2 separate regions of the Homo sapiens genome follow, and region 1 is linked to region 2. Evidence: read pairs that join two places in POLR2A ChIA-PET (ENCODE). Cell type or tissue: HepG2. All regions are shown on one strand. Links, peaks and the distances in the headings refer to the core of each region. The heading gives the core; the rest is flanking DNA.

Region 1 (9,454 bases), core at 3,275-7,274, 55 kb after region 2:
AAAGGAGGAAACCGAGCCCACAGAGTTTTAACTTTCACAAATCCTCACGGAAGAGGTACAAACATGAGGTTACAGTGTAATTCATCCAGACCTCTTCCTGCTGTGTTTATAAACATGAATGTGCTAAAACATGTGAAAATATAAAACGTGTTTACAATTTTACTGTGCACACATATATATAGACCTTCCCTGAGATTTTAAATGACTTTAAATTACTGTCCTTCCAGAGGAAGTTTGTCTCGCTCATATAACTTACCAAACCTCCAACCATTTTTCCAAAGATGGAAGTGGCTATCTTTTCTGTCCTCCCACCTATTTTCTCAGCTGTCTTCTCCTCTGTCTCTGTTCAGTTACAGAAACACACAGGAGCTTTTCTCAAAGGCAAGTGGCCCAACACTTCCTAGAAAAGATAGATGCCAATGAAAATGTTATCAAAAACTGATAAAATGAGAGATAAAGCAAAACCAAGGTTTTACAGGTCACCTGCCTAATTCTTTTTGAGTCATGATTTCTTTTAGATCCTATGTGGAGACCTGCTCTTTTCATCAATGTGTGTGTGCGCATGGGCGCATGTGAGGCCAAGACGGACAGGAAAGAGACAGCTCTACTGGGAATTCTGTTTATAGAGAAAGAAACATAATCCCATAAATATTGATGCCAGAGAAACAGCGCAGAGTTCAACTGTGCCTAAGATTAGATTGTTGCCAAGAATGCTGGAAAGTATAGGTGTGAGCAGTTTCAACTAAGCCTGCTGTTGATAAGGAGACAGCTGTTGGCATAAATAAATGATATTTGGAGTCCGTAAGTATATAACTGAAAGAATAGGGAGACAACAGCCAGCCCTCTCCAGAGGCATAATAGCACGTTCTAATGATTGTTCCCTGTAAACTGAAGGACAGGGAATGAATTCACTGAATGAATTCAAGGAAGTGCGGAGGGGGCGTCCCACCATGGCCAAGCCTTCCCACGGAAGCTGGTGCCCACACAGCTGCAGCTCAGGCATCACTGGCCCCAGCAGCCACAGCACAAGGTGTGATGGAAACATGTCATGCTCTAATGACAACAACAGCTCCTCATCTGTGGCAAGGACACAAGGATTCTGAGAATTTCTAAATAATCAGGACCATTCCGGCTTGGAAGGGAAGCGATGAAAATACCATGGGGTTTATGTTTACTAAAGGCGAAGTTCAGAGGGATTTATGATGACCCTGCACACACGCAAAGCAATCCCTGACATCCTTGCTGCTGTGGACCTTCCTTTGAGTCAGATAATTCAATTACTGTAAAAATGTACTTTATTGCTTCAAAGCTGGGATCCCTCCATTTCCAGAGTGATGGCCATCAGTTAACCCAAGTGCACTCAGAGAAGTCAAATTCTGACACAATCCAGCAAGTAACTATAAAAACTGATGGTAAGGTTGAAATACTAGGCACCACTCTGGGTACCTTACTTGCAAAGTACTCATTCAATTCTCCTAAGAACCTGTGAATTAAATACTATTTTCCTTGTATTCTTGATGACTAAACCAAAGTATAGAAAATCTGAGACAATTCCAAAGGGCATCCAGTTGATAAATGTCAAAGCTGGGAACAGGACCCTGGCTAGTACAGCTACAGAGCCCATTTTGACCATGTGCCTTGAGATTTCATTTTTTCCCACCTTTGACTAGTTGTCAAATATAGGATGTCCAGTTAAATTTGAATTTCAGATAAGACACAAATAATTTTAGACAACAAATAATGTTGCAAATATTGCACAAGGCATACTTAACTAAAAAAATATTGTTTATTTGAAATTCAAAATTTTGAGGGTACCTTGTATTTTTACTTCCTAAATCTTCCAACGGTATCCCAGAGGGAGCTATATGCACCAAGGAAGCAAAGAAAAAAAGTTTGATTCGCTTGAGCTTTGGTTTCAAATCCCAGAGTAGAACTCCTATCACACGACCAGGCTAGGTGGAGAAATCTTTATTTTTTTATTTTATTTTTATTTTTTTAAGGAGGAGGGGGCGGAGTGGAGGCCACAGGTGCCACAACCTCTCCCTCAGCCGCTTTCCCCTGGAGAAATCGTTTTTCCTATACTTAAAACAGTCTAGAATAACAGCTCTCAAACCTGCCTGGATGTGAGCATTGCTTGTGTAGCTTTAATAATACACATGGGCTGCCCTGGCATGGTGGCTGATGCCTGTAGTCCCACTTTGGAAGCTGAGGTGGGAGAATTGCTTAAGCCCAGGAGTTTAAGACCAGCTTGGACAATATAGTGAAACCTTGTCTCTACAAAAAAAATTAAAAGAATTAGCCTGTAGTCTCAGCTACTCGGCAGGCTGAGGTGGGAGGATCACTTGTAACCAGGAGGTCAAGGCTGCAGTGAGCCATGACTACACCACTGCACCTCCAGCCTGGGTGACAGAGCAAGAACATGTCTCGATAATAATAATTATAATTATAATATACATAGCTGGGCCTGACCTGTCCAAGATTTAGTAGGTTTAGGGTGAGACGGGGACACCCACATTTTCTAATGAGCTCCTAAATGTTTTCTCCTTTCCTTCTCTTCCCTCCCTTCCTCACTTGTCTGAAATTCTGATGCTAAGTTACAGTTTACCATCTGTAGCAAGTCCAAGGATGCCAGAATATATCTCTAGGGTGGGAGAAGAGGGAATAAAGAGGTGGAGTCTATGAGAGAAGGCTTTCCCACAATGCCCAGAGCTGTCCTCAGGCTTTCTCAAGCTGCCTTTACAGCCTCAGGCCTGGAGTACATGTATGAGGAAGATTTTTCAAGGAGAGAGAGAGAGAGAGAGAGAGAGAGAGAGAGAGACAGAGAGAGAGAGAGAGAGAAGAGAGAGAGAGAGACAGAGAGACAGAGAGAGTCAGACAGAGAGAGAGAGAGAGAGAGAGAAGAGAGAGAGAGACACAGAGTGAGCAGAGAGCAGTATGCAGGCCAGGTCTCCCATTTGGAAACAGACTGGCACAAAGAGGCAGAACGGATCACTCTGCAGGCACCAAAACTGTTATCCCATTTGAAAGCTCCAGCACTATAAACTGTGGTCTAAATAGTTCCTGGGAATTCAAATTAAAAAATCCTTCCCTAGAGGTGAAGAAAAAGTGGCCGGGCATGGTGGCTTATGCCTGTAATCCCAGTATTTTGGGAGTCCGAAGCAGGCGGATCACTTGAGGTCTGGAGTTTGAGACCAGCCTGACCAACATGGTGACATCCCATCTCGACTAAAAATACAAAAATTAGCCAGGCGTTGTGATGCACGCCTGTAATGCCAGCTACTCATGAGGCTGAGGCAGGAGAATCGCTTGAACCCGGAAGGTGAAGGTTGCAGTGAGCCGAGATCATGCCACTGCACTCCAGCCTGGGCAACAGAGAGAAACTCCATCTCAAAAAAAAAGAGTGAAGAAAAAGTGGAAAAGGGGCTGGAAGGGGCACAACCCCCACTCTGCAATGTGACTGTGCTTCATGAGGGTATTGCAAAATCAGTTTAGTAGAATATAGCAATTTACTAATAAAATGAAATAAAAACAAGTAGAAAATATCCAAGGTACACACACACACACACACACACACACACACACACACACACACATATTCATGTTATCACATATCTTTCTTTCTATGGGATCCTGTCAAGAAAGTTTGTAAAACACTGCTCGAGAGAAAAATATTCATCACTTTTAGAAAGCAGAAAGCGCAGGCGGGAAGGAATAGAACTCACAGCAGATAAGCTGTGGGGAAACAAGACCCTGAAGAATAATCTAGAGCCCAGGCTGCTGCCAAAGAATTTTAAAGCAATAGATTTTCAAGGAGTCTTTGGCAAACAGGAAGGTGGGGCATAAGAGGACCATTCATCCGAAAGGAAAAGGTAAATTCAAAAGCTGTACATGTCACGTTGCCTATTTTTCATGCTCCCCTAGAAAGCCCTAGAAAAGGTCTCTGCTGAGACATAGGCCACCTCTATGGTAGTTCTTCCCTGTCTCTAATGCCTTTTCTCGGCTTTTTAGATTAGAGGGCAGTGTGGGGTGGCACTGGAGAAATAGCAGGGTTTGTATGAAGTTTAAGCACACCCAGGAAGCAAGGTAAGGGCTGGATGGAGAGCCCTACTCTGTGTACTCTGGACTGCTAAGCAAGGACACTTATTCCACTGGAGGACTCTTGAGTTTGGGAATCAAACTTTCTCATCTTCTCCTGTGAGATGTAAAAGAAACATTGAGAGGCCAGAAGAAGGTATTCCTTTAAGTTCTATCAATGCTGTGGAGTAAAACTTAGCAATGATGTAACCGTTCTGTGTTGAGCTACCCAATATGGTAGCCCCTGGCCACATGTGGCCCCTGAGCACTGGAAATGTGGTCAATGTGACTGAGCAACTGAATTTTAAATTTAATTTAATTTTAACTGTAATTGAAATTTAGATAGCCACACATGGCTAATGGCTACTGTATTAGACAGAACAATTCTAACATTTTGTGATTTTTTTGATGCAAAATAACCTGGGTATAAGTGATTAATCTTGTGACCAGGTCTATGTACTGAGTTTTATCTAAATTATTTGAGATAACCATAAACTCGAGGACATCTTTTTGCTAATTATATCTACTATGAAAAAGGAAATTTTCTGGATTGATTCATTATTATTTATATGCTTAAACACTCAAATTATATCCTGGTATTAATGGTTTACAGAGTCTTTGGTTATTTTAATGTTTTTCTTTCCTGAAATGAAAAGGAAACCTCAGTGAAATATAAAAGACTGATGTTAAATGCACCTAATTGCAATGTTAAGCAAGTCACGATTAAAAAAAAAAAACCTGTGTTTAGTCAGATACCATCACTTGGAAGAGAGCTCTAGAGCAGTTTTCTAGTAAGTTTGTAATGATGGAAATTTACTACATCTGCAATGGGAGCAGAAGTCATGATGTCACAGGTTCCGTGGAGTGGAAACATAAACACCCAGGGGTTCGGATCAGCTCAGTGAGGCCTTACCACTTTGTGCATTTTTACATTTTGGCTTGAATTTCTTGTTTTTGTGCCTCTACCTTACCTGGTACCCTGCTTGTTTAGTCACAGACTATGCACCCGACTGCTGCTGTTCAGTCCAGGGAAAATGAAAGTTGGAGTGCTGTGGCTCATTTCTTTCTTCACCTTCACTGACGGCCACGGTGGCTTCCTGGGGGTGAGTTGGTGCTATGTCTCATATCTCTTCTCAACTAACTCTCCTCTCTCGTTCCGGCACTTTTAGAACCCCTCACTCTCTAGGGGACTGCAACTGCATAATTTAATGTACTTGAGATCAGAAGTCCTGAGTTCTCGTTTCAACATTACCAACATTCACTGTGTGGCCTTGGATAAGTAAGTCATTTCATCTCTTCGGAGCTTAGATGATCAAACTGCAAAAGGAGGATCTTTGATTAAACTATCTTAGAGATCTTTTCCAGTTCAACACATGCTGTACTATGGCTTCTCGGATGCAGAAAAATCACATGGATGGACATTAGCAATCCTTAGACACTGTCTTTCCTGTCTACACTCGCTTGAGTGATGCTTTCATCTAGGATCATGGTTTTAATATTCTCTACATGCTGATGACTCCCAGCTGTATAGCTCCATCTCAGACCTCTCCCCTGTCCACACTCACATATCCATTACCTACGTGTTATTTCCAGCTGGGAATCCAGCGGACCTCGGAACTTCATTTGTTCAAAATCGAACCCAATCCTTCTTGCCTATCTCAGCAAGTGGTATCACTATCTTTCCAGCTACTTAGGCAAAAAAACCTTAAGAATCATGCTTGACTCTTCTCACATTCCATATCTAAACCACTGGCATTACTTTTAAAGCTTTACCTTTAAAATATATCCAGAATTCAAAAATTTCTCACTACTTCCGTGGCTGCTACCTTGATCCACACCTTCATTGTCTCTTGCCTGCATGATTTCAACAACCCCAGAAATGCACGCATTGCTTCTGTGCTTCTCTGTTCTCAATGGGGCTTCAGGATTGAGCCTGCTACAAAGTAAGTTACAGCATGTTTTTCCCCTGTTCAAAGCTACCCAGCAGTTTCTCATCTCGCTCAAGGAAAAGGTAAAACCCTTTCCATGGCCTATAAAGGTCTGCACAACCTGCCTCCCCAGAGACCCTCTGACCCCACCTCCTGTGCCTCTCCTCTCACTCTCCTCTCTCAGCGGCTCTGGTGTCCTCATTCTGCCTTTACCTGCCAGGCATATTCTTACTCTTCAGGTGTTTGCTTAAAAGTTGCTCCAGTGAGGCCTTCCCTGGCCGCCTCTCCACCATCCCTGGCTTGGATTTTAGATTCATGATTTTAATTCATCTGGGAAACTCAGCAAGGCCTTATGAAGCACAACTCTTCAAAGTCTCACCGTAACTATTTTTTTTCTTTTTAACAGAAAAATGATGGCATCAAAACAAAAAAAGAACTCATTGTGAATAAGAAAAAACATCTAGGTGAGGCTCTGTTAGACAGCATGGTGCAGTGGATTTTGGTGTCAAGGGACCAGGTTTCTAATCCCAGCGGTGCCCCTGACTGGTTGTATGATCCTAGGCACATTATTAAACATCCAAATATGTACAAGGAGAATGACAGTAATTCCTATGAGCAAGACGTTTGTGAAGATTAAATAATATCATGAGAGCACAGTGTCTTACATCAGACCTGGCAAGTAGCTGTTCACACACGCCCTTTTCTTCTGTGCCTTGATTCTAACAATGTAATTAATGGCCATAGCCCCAGTCCAGAAATGAGTTGTGTTCTGAAATTTAGTTTGTGGTTCTGATGTTTCTAGTGCTGAACACATTTCCTCACAGAAACAGTGATGCACATGTGGTTGTTAGGTTCCCGGGTCAGTCTACAATAGCTTTTATACCATGCAATAAATCTGCCATACAGCAATGTGCTAATAGTACCATAGCACCTATCACTGTGCAAGGCTATACTTCTTTGGGAAAATGAAATCAAAATTTCAACTTGGAATGACATGAATACAATTTCCCTGACAGTAAAAATAACAATAAAAATATAGCAACTATTGTTGGGATGTTACTATGTGGCAGGACTATTTGAAGTGCATTAGATGAATTAAACCCTCACACTGACCCTCTGAGTCTGGTACAGTGGTCATCTTTATTTTACAGATAGTGAAACTAAGGCACAGAACTAGGGGCAGGGACCAGGATTCAAATCCAGTCAATCTGGCTCCAGAACCAGTGCCATTAACCCCTGACGATGTGAGCAGGGCCATCCTTTTCCCTGTTCCCCACTGCACACCTGCGTGGACGAGAAGTGGGTCTTGTCTCAGGTCCCACCACTCAGAGGGGACTTCCAATGCCTGGGGAAGAGGCTCCAGTCCGTAAGGAGATGGGGAGACTAAGAGATGGGAGTGGGGTGCAATGGTGTGAGATGTCAGGTCTTTCATAGGTGAGCTTCGGGGGACCTTGAAGCCCCTGGGAATTTCATGTCAAGTTTTATGTGAATGGGCTTAAGTGAATTTTGGATGGGAGAAGACTCATAGGATTCCTCTCCTTTCCCTGTCAAAATCAGTTAATGGCTTCTCTGTGGGGAAAGAAAAGGTGCTGTGCAGAAATGATGAGCTGGAGGTGAGGGTGCATCAAGCCTCAAGGGAAGATTTAGTTTGTTTTGCTTTTGGATTTCATATAAATACCCACACGCAGCTAACGAATGGAATATTTTCACAGGAGAAGAAAGGGCTCTTTGTAAGTGTGAGATTGAGGGGTCTTATACTGGAGATACTTCAAGGAGATCAGAGCTGGGGGCGGGGGAGGGAAGGTTGACTTGGATTTCCTCACCTCTTCCCCCTTCAGTCTTGACACCTGAAGCTTGACTCTGGGTGTGCCCTGAGGAAGTGTATAACATTGGGAGAGTGATTCTGGGGAGGGACAGACAGCACTGGGGCAGCTGGCCTGGCAGAAGTGAGAGGACAGACGTATATTTGGCGTGTGTGGGAACCATTTGCTTGTGTTTACCCTCAGTGTTCATTGTTAGTCCATGTTTGGATGAGAGGAACTCAGGAACAAGCAGCATGGTAGAGTCCCTGACCTAAATTTGATGATTGTTTCTCAGTCACTTCCTCAGCAATATTTTCCCCAAGGACAGAAAAAAAGGTTTCTGACTCTCTTTCTCTCTTTAGGCCCAGTCGAAGAATATCAGCTGCTGCTTCAGGTGACCTATAGAGATTCCAAGGAGAAAAGAGATTTGAGAAATTTTCTGAAGCTCTTGAAGCCTCCATTATTATGGTCACATGGGCTAATTAGAATTATCAGAGCAAAGGCTACCACAGGTAAGGTGGCTCTCGGTGACTGGATGTATAAATGGGGAAGGCGGGTATATCAGTCAGGCTAGGTTGGGTTATGCTGTGGAAACAATCATCCCTACAATCTCTGTGATTTAAAAGAATAAATGCTTTATATCTTCTTCATGCTACATGTCCATTGCAGATTGGCAGAGGGCTGTATTTGTTGCCACCAGTACCCAGTGATGTATCAGACCCTATCTCATATGTACCCATGCTGAGCAAAAAATAGATGAAACACTGGAGGGTTTTCCACGGGCAATTAAATTCTCTAACTCAGAAGTGACCGCAGTAACTCTGCCAACAACTTTTTGGCTAGAACTGGCTCCATGGCCCCACTTAACTTCAGGGGACTAGGATATGCAATCCTGTGTACCTGGAAGACAGCAAGAAATATTTGGCAAACAACATTAATAAGCACAAAGGTGGGATTCAGAGAAGTTAAATTATTGATCTAAAGCAGTGATTCTTAAAGCATGGTCCCCAGGCCAGCAGCAGCAGCATTAGGGAACTTAGCAAAAATGCAAATTCTTCATTTGTCTTGACTTAAGAGGATCAGAAACTCCAGGGTGAGATCTTCCAGGTGATTCTGTGTCGCAATAAAGCTTGAGACCCATTCACTGCACACCATGGGTATTTTCACAAAGGTGTCTGGTGACTTTGCCCTGGTTCTTGATCTACTGAAAGAAAAAAAAAGACGACTTCGGTGGGAATTTCAGGTGTAATAGAAGGGGGCAGGCATATAGGATTGCTACTAGAGAAACTTTTCATCATGACTTTCCCCAAAAATGTTTCTCTGCCTTTGTCATCTTGCTTATAAGGCCTACTTGGGAGTGGTAGCAGGTGGATAGAAAGGAGCCTCCAATGAGATGGTGGTCAAATACGCTCTAGAATCCTTTAAACAACTCTCCTGTTACAAGTGTCCTCTTCTGCTTCTCTCTTCCATTGCAGTGGCTATGTATGGGGTATACATCCTTCTTTTGCATGCTAATCCCAGCCATTGTAGCTTTATGTTTGTTAGCTTTCTGATACCAACCTCAGAATTTATTGAGTTGGACATTTTCTTACCTTGACTATATTGCTGTCCTGGTTTCATCCTTCTAGCTTTTGGTGAGAAATATTAACC
Region 2 (9,454 bases), core at 2,276-6,275:
AGATTTTAGGCAGAGAGGATGGGGTTTTCTAAATATACAATCATGTCATCTGCAAACAGAGACAATTTAACTTCCTGTCTTCCTATTTGAGTACCCTTTATTGTTTTCTTTTGCCTGATTGCCCTGGCCAGAACTTCGAATACTATGTTGAATAGGAGTGGTGAGAGAAGGCATCCTTGTCTTGTGAAATCAATATCTTTTTTTTTCTTTTTAAAGCCTTTTATTTCAGGTTTAGGGGACATGTGCAGAATTTTTTTTTTTTATTTTACCTTAAGTTCTGGGATACATGTACAGAACATGTAGGTTTGTTACATAGGTATACATGTGCCATGGTGGTTTGCTGCACCTATCAACCCATCATCTAGGTTTTAAGCCTCACATACATTAGGTAATTTTCTTAATGCTCTCCCTCCCCTTGCTCCCCATCCTCTGACAGGCCCCGGTGTATGATGTTCCCCTCCCTGTGTCCATGTGTTCTCATTGTTCAACTCCCACTTATGAGTGAGAACATGCGGTGTTTGGTTTTCTGTTCCTGTGTTAGTTTGGTGAGAATGATGGCTTCCAGCTTTATCCATGTCCCTGCAAAGGACATGAACTCATTCTTTTTTATGGCTGCATGAAATCAATACGTTTCAGAGGAACATAACAGAAGTCAAAGTTTCTACAGCGTATTTTTTTGCAATGCCTGGGATATAATCTCAAATTAATTGTTGTATGAAGAAACAGAAAGATGTCCTCTGTGCATTAAAAAGACCCCAAAATTGTCCAGGCACGGTGGCTCACACCTATAATCTCAGCACTTTGGGAGGCCAAGGCAGGTGGATCACGATGTCAGGAGTTTGAGGCCAGCCTGGCTAACATAGCGAAACCCCATCTCTACTAAAAAGAGGCACATAGCCAGGCATGGTGGCATGTGCCTGTAGTCCCAGCTACTGGGGAGGCTGAGGCAGGAGAACCGCTTGAACTCAGGAGATGGAGGTTGTGGTGAGCAGAGATTGCACCACTGCACTTTAGCCTGGGCAACAGAGCGAGACTCCATCTAAAAAAAAATACCCCCAAATTACAACACTGTAATATGAAGCTTATAATATATGTAGATGTAATACCTATTAGAACTATTGCACAAATGATGCAAATTTGTTATATTTGACATGAAGTTGTATTATATTAACTCTACGTTGGTTGTTAAAAGTTAAGAATGTATATTATAGTTCCTAGAGCAAACACTAAAAATAACATGCAAGTAGATATGGCTAAAAAGTCAACAAAGAAATTAAAATGGAATATCAACTTAACTTTACTTGATTACGGCCTTCCAGATATGCTTCTACTGCAGATTTTCAGGCCCACTCAATAGAAGCCTCAGCTTATAATCACAGAATGAAAGGATTAGCAAAATCCGGATGTGAGCATCTAAAAAGGCTCCCTAGAGAAATGACCCCTCCAGCCTTAATGAGAACAAGAAGGAAAGCAATAGAATTCAAATGGGACATCCCAGATTTAGGGATATGAGCAAGACTAGGGGCATGTAAACATAAAAGGGCAGGGCCACTGAAGTTCAAGGCTCGGAAATGTGTAAGAAACTCCTGGCTCTCTCCTTTGAAGCCCGCTTCCTGCAGCTGGTTGTCCCTGGACTTAGAGAAGGTAAGGCTGAGAGAGGTTCCAGCCACAACCAGCCACTACCAGTATTTTGGACTAATTTGGGTAAACAAGTGGGTAAGAAGGTTGCTGACTACACTTCCAAGATATTGTAGAAGGAAGGAAAAGAGCAAAACAACATTATTGTCCCTCTTTCAACCTGGTGTCTTTGCACCTGTATTGCCATGCCACAAAGCAGGGGAAGTTGCTTAACCTGTCTGCCATTAATCCCTCAGATTATTCACATACTCCCTTGAGATACGGTTTCCAAGTCAGCATGGGCTATTTCAAAATCAACAGCTGTGGAGGCATGAAGGTGCCTGAGAAGTCCATACTGGGCCAGCCCCAAATCCCACATTATTTTTTGTGTAAATGAGGAATTGCAAGGACTGAAGAAGTTTTAGGAATACAAATTAAACTGAGAACTCCAAACCTCAGCAACTCCTTCACATGGTTTTCTGGAATCTACATGTCTGACTTAGTCCAAAAGGTCTTACCTTGTTCTGGTTCAATACCTACAGAGAACACATTGCCTTCCAAAGTGGATTAGAATTTGAGAAAGAACTTCTTATTTGAAACTGGGTGGGGGAAAAGAGGGCTGAGATAAATAAGAAAATAATGAGGTGGATCCAGAATTTTTTTTTTTTTTTTTGAGACTCAGTTTCGCTCTTGTTGCCCAGGCTGGAGTGAAATGGTGCAATCTCGGCTCACTGCAACCTCCACCTCCTGGGTTCAAGCTATCCTCCCGTCTCAGCCTCCCAAGTAGCTGGGATTACAGGCATGCACCACCACGCCTGGCTAATATTTTATATTTAGTAGAGACAGGGTTTCACCATGTTGGTCAGGCTGGTCTTGAACTCCTGACCTCAGGTGATCCACCTACCTCAGCCTTCCAAAGGGCTGGGATTACAGGTGTGAGCCACCACACCTGGCCAGATCCAGAATTTTTAAGGGGGACAAAATATTGGCTGACTCATGGGCTATTGTGTCTTTGGGTTCTATAAATGACTAGACAAGGGTCTGGAAATCCCTGTGGTGGGGAGGAGCTGCCCGACTGCAGCATAGGGATTAGGGTCAGGGGAGACAGGAGTAAAATTTAAGGGAGCACCAAAAAAACACAGCAATCAAAATAAACATTTTAATGTAATACTGGAAAAAAAAACTACAAAATTCCTGTAAAAAGCTGTGATTAACAAAATACCAAAATTTTACATAAAGACAAGGTGTTGCTGTTTGTTTGTCTTATGACATTGGGTTATTGTGCGACAGGGAAGGCTGTTTCCCATCAGCACTTGGTTCCTGGATCTGCGTTGCTCTTGCATCCTCCTGTGTGGGCATATGAGGAGGGTTGGTAATGATGAGATGCTTTGTGTATAGACAAGATTTTTGGTTTTGGTTTTAATGGCAGAGGTTTTATTAATGCTTTTACTTGATTTAAAGTGTAGGAGGATATCTTGATAAGTGCTTATAGGGCCACGTATTTTTCCTTTGCCTTAGGCTCCAATAAGGCTCAGCATGATGCGGGGCTGAGCAGGATGTGCTGTGATTGGGGAAGACTTGGGAAAAGCCAAGAACAGTTTTACTGAGAACTTGGCATCATATAGGAGCTTTTGAGAATTCAGAGTGATTTGATCCACAGCTGAGGGCTTGAGGAATAGCTGGCTGCAGATTCCTAAGAAGAAGGGCAAGAAACACAGCAAACTGGAGGACTCAGTACTGTAACAGAGCCCACAGAGTGGAGAGAGCTTTGGCTGAGGAGTCAGCTACTAGTCCTAGGCCTGCCCCTAACTTCCCATGTGACCTGGCCATATCACACCCTTTCTGAGCCTCCGTTTCTACACCAGTAAAATGAAGTGGTTCTCATGCTTGTTTTATCTGGGAGCCATTTCCAAATAAATCTTATGTGGAAGCCATAGATAGAAGTAGTGCTGATCTGGTTGAGCTTGAGGTGTGCTATGATCTGAATGCTCATGTTTCCCCCAAATTCATGTGTTGAATCCTAATCCACAATGTGACGAGTATTAGCAGTGGGCGGGATTTGGTGGCGATTTGATCATGAGGTGAACCCTCATAAATGGCATTAGTGCCTTACAAAAGAAGTCCAAGAAAGATCCCTTGCCTCTTCCTGATGTGAGGTCACAGCAAGAAGATGCTGTGAGCCAGAAAGCACCCTTACCAGACACAGAATTTGCCTTGATCTTGGACTTCTCAGTTTCCAGAACTGTGGGAAATAAATTTCTGTTTATACGCTACTTAGTTTACGGTATTTTGTTATAGCAGCTGAATGGACTAGAACAGGGCGTAAAATGAAGACCCTCACCTGTTTAGTTTTCCTGGATGCCCCCAACGTGGTCTCTTATGGAAACCTCCACCATCTCAGGGGTCCTCAGAGGACAGTTTGTAAACACGGTATTAGGGAATGATTGATGTCCATTCCAGTTTCAAGATTCTATTCTAGCTCAGAAGAAAGCTCTGCCAGTACTGCATGTTGACAATTTGACAGTGAAATGTTTACCCATGTCAAAAAACCAGAGGAGCCTCCAGTCTTTGGACTGCACTTTTGGGTGTGCCCTGTTCTGTTTCTGGACACTTCCAGCCTGCAGGGCCCATGGAGTTAGCAGAAGCATCGTTAGGATTTAGTCAGCCTTACTGCGGCCAGTGCAATTATACAGTGGAGTGAGGCACACTGCCAGGATTTTAACATGAAGCAGGCACTCCTGGGGAACATTGACAAATGACCAGGGGTTGTCTGCACATGGCCAAGAGCCAGCCACAGCCAGCTGGGCTCTACTTCCTGATGAATGTGACAGTTCCTGACTTGTGAAATGTTCCAGGACTAGGAGTAAATGAATTCTAGTGGTATTCAAAACAACAACGAAGTTCTCTTCTTCTTCACTAGGGTTGTTATCAGCTGGGTTATGATTTTGGTTTGGTTTTGGTTTTAACAGCAGAGCTTTTTTACTAGTGTAAAGACTCTGTTATTCAATTGTTATGGATCTTCAAACATGTAACAGCCTACTCTTAAAACACAGGGGCTGGGAATGCAACAAGAACTATGGGACAAACAGGAATTTTAGGGTCTGGCTGTTCCCAGTTGGAACTCCAGTTCCAGTTCTTAAGAACTAGATTTCTTCAGAATACTAGCTGTGTGATATTGATCCAGTTTTTTAAACCTATCCGAACTTCAAGTTTCTTAGCTATGCAATGGAAATAAGTTATCTGATAGAACTGTTCTAAGGATTATAAATGGGATTATGTGAATAAAATTCATATAGTAAATGCTCAGTAAATGTTTCCCTCCTTTCCTTTTTCTGTAACTCTCATCTCTTTAGAGAAATAGGTCAAGAAAAGGTTGCTTAGGTCAACAATTGGATCTGTTTTATGGGATTATGCTGATTATTTTTCTTTTTCCGTTTTCTAAGGTTTTCATAGTAAGCATGTGCATCAGGATGTTTTAACTAGTCTAATACCTAACAAAATTGAAGTTTAGAAGTAGAATGGAGCTCTTATTTCTTTTTTCTTTCTTTCTTTTCTTTTTTTTTTTTTTTTTGAGACGGAATTTCACTCTTGTTGCCCAGGCTGTAGTGCAATGGCATGGTCTCAGCTCACCGCAACCTCTGCCTCCTGGGTTCAAGTGATTCTCCTACCTCAGCCTCCCAAGTAGCTGGGATTACAGGCATGTGCCACCAAGCCTGGCTAATTTTGTATTTTTAGTAGAGACAGGGTTTCTCCGTGTTGGTCAGGCTGGTCTTGAATTCCCGGCCTCAGGTGATCCACCCACCTTGGTCTCCCAAAGTGCTAGGATTACAGAGATGAGCCACAGCGCCCAGCCAGAGCTCATATTTCTGACAAAGGGCGAATTTCTCTATATAAAAAAGGATAGTAGAACTAAAATTTTTACAAGACCAGTAAGCCAATATAAAAAATGAGTTAAAAAAATAGACAGTTCATAAAATAGGAAATTCAAATAACTCTTAAATGTATAAAATAATGCTCATGATCACTCAGAGTAAGATAAATATAAATTTAAATTACACAAAGATACCATTTTTCACCAATCAGATTTGCAAAAATACAAAAGTGACAATACATTCTGTTGGGCCAGTTCTATGGAGGGTAATCTGCTATGCTTACATGTGTCACAGATGTATGCATATCTATGAACTTATATGGAAAGATCTCTAAAATATAAAGCAACAAAGGCAAAGTGTATAGAAGAATGTGTAAAATGAGCTACATTTTGTGAAAAAGGAGGACAACATTTTCTTGAAATGCAATAAAATTCTGGAAAGATACACTAAGAAGAGTATTGGAAACTGGCTGGGCACAGTGGCTCATGCCTGTAATCCCAGGACTTTGGGAGGCTGAGGCAGGCGGATCACCTGAGGTAGGAGTTCGAGACCAGCCTGGCCAACATGGTGAAACCCAATCTCTACAAAAATACAAAAAAATTAGCTGGGCATGATGGCAGGTGCCTGTAATCCCAGCTAGTCAGGAGGCTGAGGTGACAGAATCACTTGAACCCGGGAGGTGGAGGTTGCAGTGAGCCTAGATTGCACCATTGCACTCCAGCCTGGGTGATAGAGCGAGACTCCATCTCAAAAAAAAAATAAAAAGAGTATTGGAAACTGAGCAAATGACAAAGGTGGAAAGAAGATTGTTCACTGTGTATAATTTTATGATTTGTTAATTTTTAATTCTAAAAATGTATTCTTAATTTAAAAATGTTGTAATAAAACATAAAAAGTGTGTTAGGAAAGATAGAGAACATTGTATAGCCAATCAACAGTGATTGCCAAACCTGCATTAAGTTCTAATCCGATAAAGAACAATAAAATTTTTTTTTAAAGATAACAATCTTCCAATATGAGGGGGACTTTATTTCTGAAACACAGTGAATACGGCAGTCTCAATTTGCTACAATTTAGATTCTGGTTGGGAGTTTAAGTAGTACTTTACCAATGCCACATTTCATCAATGCATTATTTTTATAACTTTTTTTTTTTACAAATATATGCACTTTATGTAACATACAATCTATCTATAAGAATATACTATTATTAAAAATAACACAGCACTCATAGTTCCATTACCCAGAAGAGAGTAGTGGCTTCAGAATTTCTGTGTAGGAAGACAGCAAACTGGTTGGAAAGTGACAACTATAGAGAACTGAGTCAATGTTTCTTTGCAAAACATTTTACTTTTATTGAGGTTTGTTCTAATCAAAGATGAAAGACGAAAAGCTAAGGCACTGAAGTAAATGTTGGTGCCTGAGATCGTTTGTATTTTCCAAAGGTCCCCACAATATATCTTATCCCACATGTTCTTCCTACAATGTGATGTTGGCCCTCCTGCCACTGAGTGGTGAAGTCTGTGTTTCCTGCTGTCTGTCATGGGCTGAATTGTGCCCCCCACAAATATTTGTGTGTTGAAATCCTAACACCTAGTACCTCAGAATACAAACTTATTTGGAATTAAGGTTTTTAAAGAGGTGATTAAATTAAAATGAGTCTTTAGGGTGGGCTCTTATCTATAAGGACTAGTGTCTTTTTTTTTTTTTTTTTTAAGAGACTGAATCTCACTCTCAGTCTGCACGCTGGAGTGCAGTGGTATGACCATAGCTCACTGCAGCCTCAACCTCGTGTTCAAGTGATCCTTCTGCCTCAGCCTCCAGGGTAGCTAGGAATACATGCTGTCACGCCTGACCTGGCTTATTTTTTAAAAAATTTTTTGTAGAGATGGGGTCTTGCTATGTTGCTAGCTATGTCTCTAGCTCCTGCCTCAAACAATTCTCCTGTCTTGGCCTCCCAAAATGCTGGGATTACAGGCATGAGATACTGTACCCAGATAAGGACTAGTGTTTTTATAAGAAAAGGAAATTTGGAGACACAGAGAAACACTAGACATGTATACACACAGAGAGATGATGATGTGAGAACACAGTAAAAAGGTGGCCATCTGCAAGCCAAGGAGAGTTCCCCCAGAGAAACCAACCCTACCAACACCCCAATCTTGGACTTTCAGCTCCAGAATTGTGAGAAAATATAGTTTCTATTGTTTAAGCCACCTGGTCTGTGGTATTAGGTTACAGTAACCCTAACAGACTAACACACCTCCTATCTTAGTTCAGGCTGCTGTAACAAAATGCTATAGACTGTGTGGCTTAAATAGCAGACGTCTATTTTTCACAGTTCCTGAGACTGGGAAGTCCAAGATCAGGATGCCGGCATGGCTGGCTTCTGGTGGAGGCCCTCTCCCTGGCTCGCAGACAGCCATCTTCTAACGGTGTCCTCAAGTGGTGGAGAGACAGAGGGCTCAGTTTTCTTTCTCTTATAAGAGCACCAATCCCATCATGGGTACTTCGCCCTCATGACCTTATCTAAATCTAATCATCTCCCAAGGCTCCTACCTCCAAATCCCATCCCACTAGGGACTAGAACTTCAACATATGAATTCTGGGGGGACACAGACATTCAGTCCATAGCACTTCTCTTTGAATCTGGCTGGTCCTTTATGGGTGCCTGGACCAATACAGTAAGGCAGAAGTGACACTGTGACTTTCAAGGATAGGTCATAAAAATACCAAGTGCGTTCCCCTTGTTCTCTCGAAATGCTCCTTCTTGGAATCCAGAGCCATGAGGAGGAGAGGCCACCTTGTGGAGAAACCACGTATAGGTGTTCTAGCCTAAAGCCAACACCATCGTGAGCCTTCAGATGACTTCAGTCCTCAGCAGTCATCGTCACCCCCGAGTGTTCAAGCTACACCAGCTGATACCATGTAATATAGTGACAAGTTGTCCAGCCAAGCTTTGCTCACATTGTAGATTCGTAAGGGAAATGAATGATTGCTGTTGTTTTCCGTGACTAAGTTTGGGGTGGTTTTTTACCCAGCACCTAGGTCCCTTTTACTGAGCCAGTGTATCCATCCTTCACCAGATAAGAGTGTGGGCTGCTAACAGTTTACAGCTGCTCCTTCTTCCTTCAGAGAATTACTATAGGCTGACTGGAGTCCCAAGGGAGGTTACGTTCACCACCCTCAGCCCAGGGGCAGCCTGCAGCCAATGAGCGGTACATAGGTGGTCCCCTTGCCTGAAGCAGAACCAACTCTGGGGTACATTTCACGCTCCCTGAGATTAGGGTGAAGCCGGAGCTCAGGTGAGGACATTCTTGTCTAGCTCTTTCCCTGCTCCGTCTCCTTCCTGCTCTCCCTTTCTTCTGAGACTCCCCTCAATAAATCGCATGTGCTGAAATCCCTGTCTCAAACGCTGCATCTAGGTGTCTGATCTAAAACAGGGACAAACGGGAGATATTAGGCAGAGTCAGGGAGAAATCTTCCCCAGCCATCTGTTGATGGCTCTGCTGCCCAGACATATCTTGTTAATATTTTACTATACATGAAATTATCTAATACTTGTAAAGCATTTAGTAAATTCCCCAGCTTATAGTAAGCACTCAATAAGTGTTAGCCATTATTACCATATCTCTCAGTACTTTTTTTTGTTTTTTTTTTTTGAGACAGGGTCTCACTCTGATGCCTAGGCTGGAGTGCAGTGGCATGATCTTGGCTCACTGCAACCTCTGCCTCCGGGTACAAGTGATTCTCCTGCCTCAGCTTCCTGAATAGCTTAGATTGCAGGTATGTGCCACCATGCCCAGGTAATTTTTGTATTTTTAGTAGAGACTGGGTTTCACCATGTTGGCCAGGCTGGTCTCAAACTCCTGGCCCCAGTGATCTGCCCGCCTGGCCTCCCAAAGTGCTGGGACTACAGGTATGAGCCACCACGCCCAGCCTCCGAGTACTTTTTCTATATTTAAT

What was found. Peaks named below come from ENCODE experiments on the same cell type or tissue, not always from the same donor. Only the 100,000 strongest peaks of a DNase experiment are listed, where the experiment ranks them.
Region 1: POLR2A ChIA-PET joins it to region 2 with 5 read pairs; 2 of 35 experiments call an interaction of 5 or more read pairs at or near these places.

What each region holds. Positions count from the first base shown.
Region 1 is chr6:47,024,716-47,034,169 of GRCh38, reverse strand. It overlaps ADGRF1 (adhesion G protein-coupled receptor F1), which reads left to right. Exons shown (of 15, transcript NM_153840.4): 2 at 5,066-5,177; 3 at 6,409-6,466; 4 at 8,167-8,316. The coding sequence starts at 5,109. Among named protein-coding and RNA genes, the nearest start is that of ADGRF1, 13 kb to the left of the region's middle. In HepG2, for the core only: no CTCF peak of the experiment used is centred there; no DNase peak of the experiment used is centred there; H3K27me3 peaks cover 3,588 bases.
Region 2 is chr6:47,078,678-47,088,131 of GRCh38, reverse strand. No RefSeq gene overlaps it. Among named protein-coding and RNA genes, the nearest start is that of ADGRF1, 41 kb to the right of the region's middle. RefSeq lists a silencer at 3,133-3,333. In HepG2, for the core only: no CTCF peak of the experiment used is centred there; a DNase peak (open chromatin) is centred at 4,381.